2 separate regions of the Homo sapiens genome follow, and region 2 is linked to region 1. Evidence: chromatin contacts called from ENCODE Hi-C or POLR2A ChIA-PET data. All regions are on one chromosome and are shown on one strand. Each heading gives the region's core, a stretch centred on a gene start or an enhancer-like site at or near the end of the contact. The rest is flanking DNA. Distances are from core to core; before and after follow the strand shown.

Region 1 (4,225 bases), core at 1,481-3,980:
TTTTCTACTGTATCATTAAGTAAAATCTGAGACAAATAATTGACGCTTCTGTGAAATAAAGCAACTGTGTAGACATGGTACAGTATCTGGCAATTTTTGTGCAGTCAGTCCTTGCTTTTATATATAATGGGTTTTAAAGCACGTACCAGTAGTCGGCATCTTGACTTATCCAGGGGCAGACCCTGGCCAAAATGTGCCATTGCCTTCTTCTCCTGTGGTGGATGTGTTCAGTGTTGGCAGAAACTGTCAAATATGCAGGTAGAGGCTATGAGATAGGAGACATGGGCCTTCATTTGGCAGCACTATACAACTGAATTGATGAGGGGTCAATCAGTAGAAAGTGATTTTTGCATATACCAATTTATGTATTTAAAAGTGATTTTTGCGTATACCAGTTTATGTATTTAGAGTTCAAAACTAAAGCTTAAGTATAGTTCTGCATTAATATGAAAAGAATCTGATAAGAACATGATATATTTTTAAAAGCCCAAAGCATGAGGGAAAAACAAAAAATCTATGCTAAAACTCTGGAAAAGAGTTTTCAACCCAGTTTGAGTCCTAATAGAGAAATAGAGGTCCCCAAGATACAACTCTTTCCAAGTTTCATCAATGCCCTTTTTCAGTTTTAGGGGTTGTGGGGTGATATACAAAGTAAATATACTCTAAGTAAATTAAGCATTTGTTCTTTTATGAGCACACACACACACACACACCCTTAATCAAATGCAAACCAAATGCTCTGCTTGTATGCTACAACTTTGGCTAAGTGGTTATTCTATCAAATTCTAGACAGTGATAAGGAATCTGTAAAGTTATGGACCCTCCTTTCCTTTCCAAATAGTTTTGTTAAATAAAGACAATGTGTAACTCTGTCATCAAAGACTTGTCCAGTGAAATTGTTCAGGAGGACTGTGAGCATGTCAGTTTGTTACAGAGCATAGCTATGTCTGTATTGCTAACTCTCAAGATATCCCTTCCTCAGTTTTATTTTCTTTCAATGTGTACATAAATGTGGTGGCTTTAAAACAGCTTATGCTCAGGATAGAATTAGGATTCTTTTTTGGCTCACAAGAAAACAAGATAGGGAAACTTCTACTGAGCTCTGTTGTGTAGCATGGGGATAGAGACAGCCAGAGCGGATTTTCTCTTTGACTCTCCCTTGGGTGGGACAGCTCCTGGTGTCCAGGGCATGTGCATGCCAGGTATTCTCTTTAAAGTATTCTCATCTTGTTGTAATTATGGGAATGAGTGAATGATGATGATTTCTGAAGCTCCTCAACAGTCCTCTTGACTTTGCCAGATACACATACATACACACACACACACACACACAGAGAGAGAGAGAGAGAGAGAGAGAGAGGAGAGATGTATATATTTAACCTAACAACATCCAAGAACTGGTTTCAGGTTATAGAAGTATGCACTGTTGACTTGCTTTCCTGTGTAAAAATGATGCCCAGTTACTCACCAAGAGGCCTTATCTTAAAGGAAGATTCCCACATACTGATGCTGAGTTTGGCTTGCATAGAGACTGAATAACTTGTTATACCTGATGATGGCATTCAGAGCTGTTCATGACAGCTCTGCTTTCTAGCTATAATGGAACAGGCAGAAGTGAAAATGAATTAAGAAAACAGAATGGGTTCCCTAACACTGAAAATGTAGCAATGATATATAGCCAGCGTTTATGAAATCTCTTCCAAAATGTAAGGGGCTTAATCGCCAAAGAATCCAAAAGAGACTTTACATGATAAATAAAAAGTATTTCTAGTTGATACAGGATTTAAAGCTTAGAGAAATATTTATTTGTTGGCTTATACTCTCCTCTTTCCACAAAGGATTTCAAATAGCTTACATAAACACATATGATAAAAATAATGTCAAAATAGAACTAGGGAATAAGGAAAAGGAGATAAGCAAAAGTAGGTAAACTGTTACCACATAGTAGGAAAACACAACAAAGAGGCTCATAAAAAGACCATTTATTATAAATGGTCTTTATTAAAGTTTCAGATGTAACCATGAGCTTCATGGTAACCAAAGCAAAAAGGGAAATCCAGTAAACCATCAAAAATGAAAAACCATTGTTTCTTAAGGAAGGCAAAGTTTTTCTGGGACTGAAATCTGAAAATCTCACGTAGGATTTTGGAAGAGCTAACCTGTAGATTATGACATTGATTTGCTTCCACTGGAGTCCATATTCACAGCAAGGCTGTCGTGATCTACACAGCAAACACAAAGACCCAAATTACAAATCTCATAAGCAGGCAGAAGCCCATTCCCCGCCAGCCATAGCTGTGCGGAAGACCATCGGAGAGCGATGTTCTGTTCCCGCATCCAGGCCTCACAATAGCATTGGCTAGTTTGGTGGTTTACAGGGTTTCAAACTGGCTTTCCTTCACCCATACTCACATCCTGCATTTTCTTCTAAGCCCTCATGAGAAATTCACATTATCGTTGCCAGAGGCAGAGGACATGAGAGACTCAGTTAACCAGAGAATACAATTGGACTCACATCCTCTGAAAACATTTTTTCTGGAAAGTGAGGTGAGACAGGATAATTCTGATGCACACCTATCCCAGCAAAGTGCATTCAAGTTAATATAGGGTCCTGTTTACAACAAAAATGAGATCTAGAGCAAGCCAGGAAATTTACACATTTGTATGGGGTGATACCATTAGAAAATACCCTACGTGCCAGCTAAAACCTCTCTTGAAATGTGTTCTAATCACCCCCCACTGCCTCCAGTCCCCTCCTGCACATAATGAGTCACTTCCCTTTTTCTCACCAAGTCCTCACCCTTATATAAGGTATTTCCTGACTATTGTAAGCCAGCCAGAAGGTAGCTGCAGACAAGGTTACAAATTGGCTTGATTCAAGGCAGCTTGCTGAAAAGGGCAGGGTGGCTGCAGATTATAATAAGAGTTAATAGAGGTGAAGGTGAAAGGGGGTAAGTGGTTGTTTTAAATTTGGTATTTTTTTTAAGCCATGCAGATATATTTGCCATAAACTCCTTTCCTTATCCTGTTGTTCATCTCCATATTTTAGATTTCTCTGCATTTGTTATATAAAATGGCAAATAAAATTACAGCTACAGCACACAAGTACAAGGTCAAATAAATGACAGAGCTCAGTCTATTTGTGAAGCTATTCTGAAAGGGAACCATGGTGCCAAATGTGGTTTATTTGAATAATAAAGAAGAATTAGATTCCCCTGATAACTTGGCCGAGGGCCAATAAATCACTGGAGGTTAAAGATGCTTTGCAACCGCCATGTCTTTCTTTTGCTTTTCCAAAGTGCAAGGCTCACTCTTCCATTCTGTGTTTTTCAATGCAAATCAAGTTGAGGTTAGTATGTGGCTAATACTCTTACTTCCCTGCTTGTAGAAGATATATATATTTCTTTAGTGGGGTTGAAAAAAAAAAGAAGACATTAGCTTTCCTTGTAAGTTATTATTCTTGTTTGGCATCATGACATCCTAAAGAGCTGGAATATAAAGACAAAAAAGGTATTATTTCAACACAGCAGAGGGATTACAATGATGGAGCCAAGTGTTAGCATTTTTGCAGTTGGTGTTCTAAATGTATTCAATGCTAGGATAACTGGAGTTCTTTTAATAAATGAATGCAAATACTGCTTTATGGCCCCCCTTTTCAAAACGTTTCAAGTAGACATACCTTAATTTTTTTAAAAAAAAGCAGAAAAATATATAATTTTCTGCAGCTTGTGACCACCCCCCTGCCACCCCAACCAGCAAGTCTACATTTGTCTCCTGTACACTAATCATGAAAAGTTCATCACTTCTGGGTGTAACAAAGAAAAATGCCCTTTTGAATGTGGAAGCTCTGAGGGTTTGGAGACTATTGAGAAAATATAAGTATCAAAATAATTCAGAAACAGTACAAGGCACAGTGGCACATTATCAATTTACAACATTTAAATTGATAAATGCTTGGTGGTGAAGGCCTACAAGGGCACTTTGAAAAGCAAATAGCGACCTGGTGAAGAAATTGATTTTTCCCCCCCGAAAATGACTGCATGATGCATCATTTGACTGCATGCTGTCCGAGTGCTTGACAGAGATAATCTCAGCAATCCCACGGGTGACCTTATCGTTCTCACCAGGGCAACTTTGTCTACGTTCTGACTTTGTGCATGTCAAGGTTCCTCCCGGCAGGATCCTTGGGGGAAAAAGTTCCTCTGTTCGATCCAGATATTGAACT
Region 2 (3,742 bases), core at 1,198-3,697, 230 kb after region 1:
TTCAAACTGGCACCAAGGTGGCTTTTCTTCTTGAGCTGATTAGGACCACATGAGTTCAGGAAAAGCTGTCAGATCCTGCCTCTGGCGCAGCTGGAATGATCCAACTGATTTGCCAGTATGACTTTTTTTTTTTTTTTCCAAGGAAAGAAGCTTCATCCCAAAGTCATAAATTTACATTCTGGAGGCCCAAGCAAAAGGTATTTCTTTTTCATTTTTTAAAGAAGCTAAATTCCATTATGATTTCTTTTTTCTTTTTTTGAGCCAGAGTCTCGCTTTGTCACCCAGGCTGGAGTTCAGTGGTGCAATCTCAGCTCACCGCAACCTCCGCCTCCCAGGCTCAAGCGATTTTTGTGCCTCAGCCTCCCTCACAGCTGGGATTACAAGTGCACACCACCACACCTGGCTCATTTTTGGATTTTTAGTAGAGGCAGCGTCTCACCATGTTGGCCAGGCTAGTCTCGAACTCCTGGCCTCAAGTGATCCATCCACCTTGGCCTCCCAAACATTATGATTTCTTTTACAAGATCTGTTGCAAACCAAAAGCAACTTGGGTGATTTTTTGGTAAACATGTTGTCCCAACTCTGCACCGTATCTGTAGTTATCTAGATTCCCACTGGCGCTTGGGGGTCTCATTCAGAAAACACCAATCCCTAGGAGAGACCAAGTGAGATTGCCTACCCTTTAGGAATTCTGCCTGTCAGACTGGCCCAGGGTAAAACCACAGGTCAGTCAAACTCGTCCTCTTCAGCCGCCCACGGTGGGCTCCCGAACCTGCTTTGTGGTATTCACCACAGGAAGTCAAGGGCTATCACGTGGCTCCCCGACTCCCCAAGGAAGCCGTGAGCCATTCCCTTCCCCTTCAGTCTTTTTACAGATACCTCCTCACATCAGAAGTCACCTGTCCTGCCCCTCTCATATTTAGCTCTCCTCTCTTGCTAGCTGACCCTTGGCCTGGGTGATAAAGAAAGCTGTATTATTATATTCATGGGCCCTAACAAACGAGTGCTGGATTTATCTTCTCAGGAAACACAGATCCATTTAGGTAGACCCAGAGTCATCCTACTGTAATTCAAAAAGATGACACCATACGGTCCCTTAGCAAAGAAGCCTTTCAGCCCCCTTCGCTACACATACGTGCAGACCACTGGGGAGGCCAAACGTTTGGCTGGATGTCTATTTCCAAATTGGGATTTTATTAAGAGAAAGTATTATCAGGAAGGAGGGGGTGATCTTTACATTGATTCTGCAGATTCTAATTTGATATTATAACTCCTTTATCCCTTTGCCCCTTTTGTATACTTTGTAAAGTGGAGATAATTCTTTTTAAAATTTTGCCTGCTTTTGGTCAAATTCTAGTCTAGAACTCCCAGGCAGGCTGTGCTGATCTGGCCTGCCATCTCAATGTATTCTTCATGTGATTCTAAAAAGGGGCTTCTTAGTCTCTTTGCCTTTGTTAAACATACTAGAACCATTTGGAATTATTCCTCATTCCAGACACAAAGCAGACAGAATTATACCCCCAACCACTGATTGGGGTGCTGTAAGTTTTCTCTGTGAAAATAGTGGACAGAATTATATAACCCATCGTTCCTCTGTTAATAGTTAACCAGGTTGAGAGGATTTGAATAAAAGCACATCTTGTTGCATGCAACAATGGTTTGACAGAAGAGCTGTATGGCAGAGTTAGTATTTTACTGCTTTCAGCTTCACCACGCAGTTTTGTAGCCTGGGAAGCCATGCATGCAGAATGGCAGAACTTACAATTGCCTACAAAAGGAGAGTACAATGCAACCTGTGGAGCCACGCCACCAAGAGAAGGTGACAGTTCCGGGCCTTCAAAACACCCTAAACTGGTGAGGAGTTTCAGAATGAAACTTGTTATGATTTGAAACACTCATCAAAGTGAGGCTTTTTCAAGTAACAGTTAAGACATAATTACCAAATTTTACAACGGTCCCGTTAGTGTGCTGTGAGAAAAAAAAGGAGAATGGAAGAAAACCTTCCAAGTTTATATGTTTATGGATGTAATAGATGGATGTGGCACTTTCAGAGCCAGGAAGAGTGGCTCAGGACAAGATGAGAAGAGCTTCCACAGCCTTAAACACAGCCCTTTTCCAAAGTGACTTCCCTTCACACCCATCCACCCCCCTCCAAAAAAAAAAAAAAAAAAAATCTAAATGTACTTCATGAAACTGTTGTATATGAAGCACTTATTAGCCGTAATTAAATGGACAATATGAATTTACTACGTCTTTAGGACTCTGGCTTGTTCTGGTTTAGAGCAAGATGATTAATGCAAATACATATTACTTGAGATAACCATTTAGCAGCTAATTTAGCCAAATTTATTACAGCAGTTAGAGGTTTTTCATTTCAGCAGACGGAGGCAAGGACATGCCAAAAGTGGGCGACGTAGATGAGTGCACACTGCCCTCTAGTGGCCAGCCAGCCGGTGAGCTTTCGCGGGGCGCCGAGTTGCTGCGATCCGCAGCCAAGTAATAACAGCAGGTTTTCCACATTTCCGGCACCCTTTTAAACCATTCCCATCCACAGCACTTTATTTCAGGGGATGATTTACTGTGCTTTCCCCTTTTACTAGCTCAGGAGTACCCAGATACAAATCAAATCAATTTCAACTTGGCGAGATTTTGGTTCAAGTATCATTTTTAACATCTGCATTTTAAAGCTCTCTTTCAGTGGGTATTTAATGGCACCGTTTCACATTACTGATTGTTTTTACTTGCTCCTTCATTTGGGGCCATATTTCAGAGTCTGTGTGGAGCTGTCACTCTGTTTGGCTCCAGCCAAGTCAATTCTGTGCCTCCCTTAGGCCAGTGTTTCTCTCTGACTCCACTGGGGAATTTATTTTGTTCCAACATTCAGCGAAGTCTCACCAGAATCTCCCCCGACTGACCAGTGTAAATTTAGTTCATCGGAGGACTATAAATTCTGTTAGACAAGATCAAAAGGAACAGACATATAAGGACGCGGGTTGAGATTGCTCACACGGAGGAGAAACGATCAAAGACGAGGGGTAAAGCATCTTTGGAACCATTCAAATATCCAGAATCTCAAAGAGGTCTACCTCCAAGCTATGAATAAATCACATACAAATTTGCCTTTCTTACCATCTGATGTCAAATCCATTGACAATATCCACACCGCATTAGGTGTTCTGTGAGCCAAAGAGATTTGTAGTCCTTTTATTCTTTTCACACCATGGCTGCCCAAAACGGAATAAAGTCTTGCTACAAATGCCAGTAACCCTGGCTCCAGAGCTGCCGCTCCACTGAATTGATTTCATTTGTCCTACTAATGGCATTCTATATTAAGCATACAGAGGGTCACCCTGGCTTGGTGTAGGTCCTCCCATTTTTAGGCTTAAGGTTTTGCAGAGATAAAAAAAAAAAAAAAGTTATTTGATCCCAGTCTTAATACAATGCCTCTGTTTTGTTTTTTTTCGCCAGTGCTGAATAAGGGTCAGTGTGTGACAAAGTACTATCGCTGGATGCAGAAGAACGGAGGATATATTTGGATACAGTCCAGTGCCACCATAGCTATTAATGCCAAGAATGCAAATGAAAAGAATATCATCTGGGTGAATTACCTTCTTAGGTATATTTTCTACTTCTTTTCTATTTCTGTCCTGGTTATAAAATATGCCATATAAAATATGGCTATGGTTAATAGCCGACATGTTGTGAATATTATCTTTTGACAGTACCTGGTGTGGAATTTCAT

Evidence for each region. A loop is a pair of places that touch in the nucleus more often than their neighbours do. ChIA-PET counts read pairs that join two places held with the same protein, here RNA polymerase II (POLR2A). Pooled maps may share reads with other maps.
Region 2: a map of endothelial cell of umbilical vein shows a loop between it and region 1 (5-fold over the local background). The contact joins two enhancer-like sites. A Hi-C loop is called at or near these places in 1 of 168 maps with a recorded cell type or tissue (endothelial cell of umbilical vein) and 4 of 50 pooled maps. POLR2A ChIA-PET finds 5 or more read pairs at or near these places in 1 of 52 experiments (GM12878).

What each region holds. Positions count from the first base shown.
Region 1 is chr14:33,562,206-33,566,430 of GRCh38, forward strand. The region is part of intron 5 of NPAS3 (neuronal PAS domain protein 3); the gene reads left to right. Among named protein-coding and RNA genes, the nearest start is that of SNORA89, 140 kb to the right of the region's middle. RefSeq lists an enhancer at 2,331-2,860. Within about 2 kb of position 2,731, at least 2 of the 41 ENCODE cell types and tissues checked have a DNase peak (open chromatin) inside an H3K27ac peak, as active enhancers do.
Region 2 is chr14:33,790,429-33,794,170 of GRCh38, forward strand. It overlaps NPAS3 (neuronal PAS domain protein 3), which reads left to right. Exons shown (of 12, transcript NM_001164749.2): 10 at 3,469-3,616. Among named protein-coding and RNA genes, the nearest start is that of SNORA89, 83 kb to the left of the region's middle. Within about 2 kb of position 2,448, at least 2 of the 41 ENCODE cell types and tissues checked have a DNase peak (open chromatin) inside an H3K27ac peak, as active enhancers do.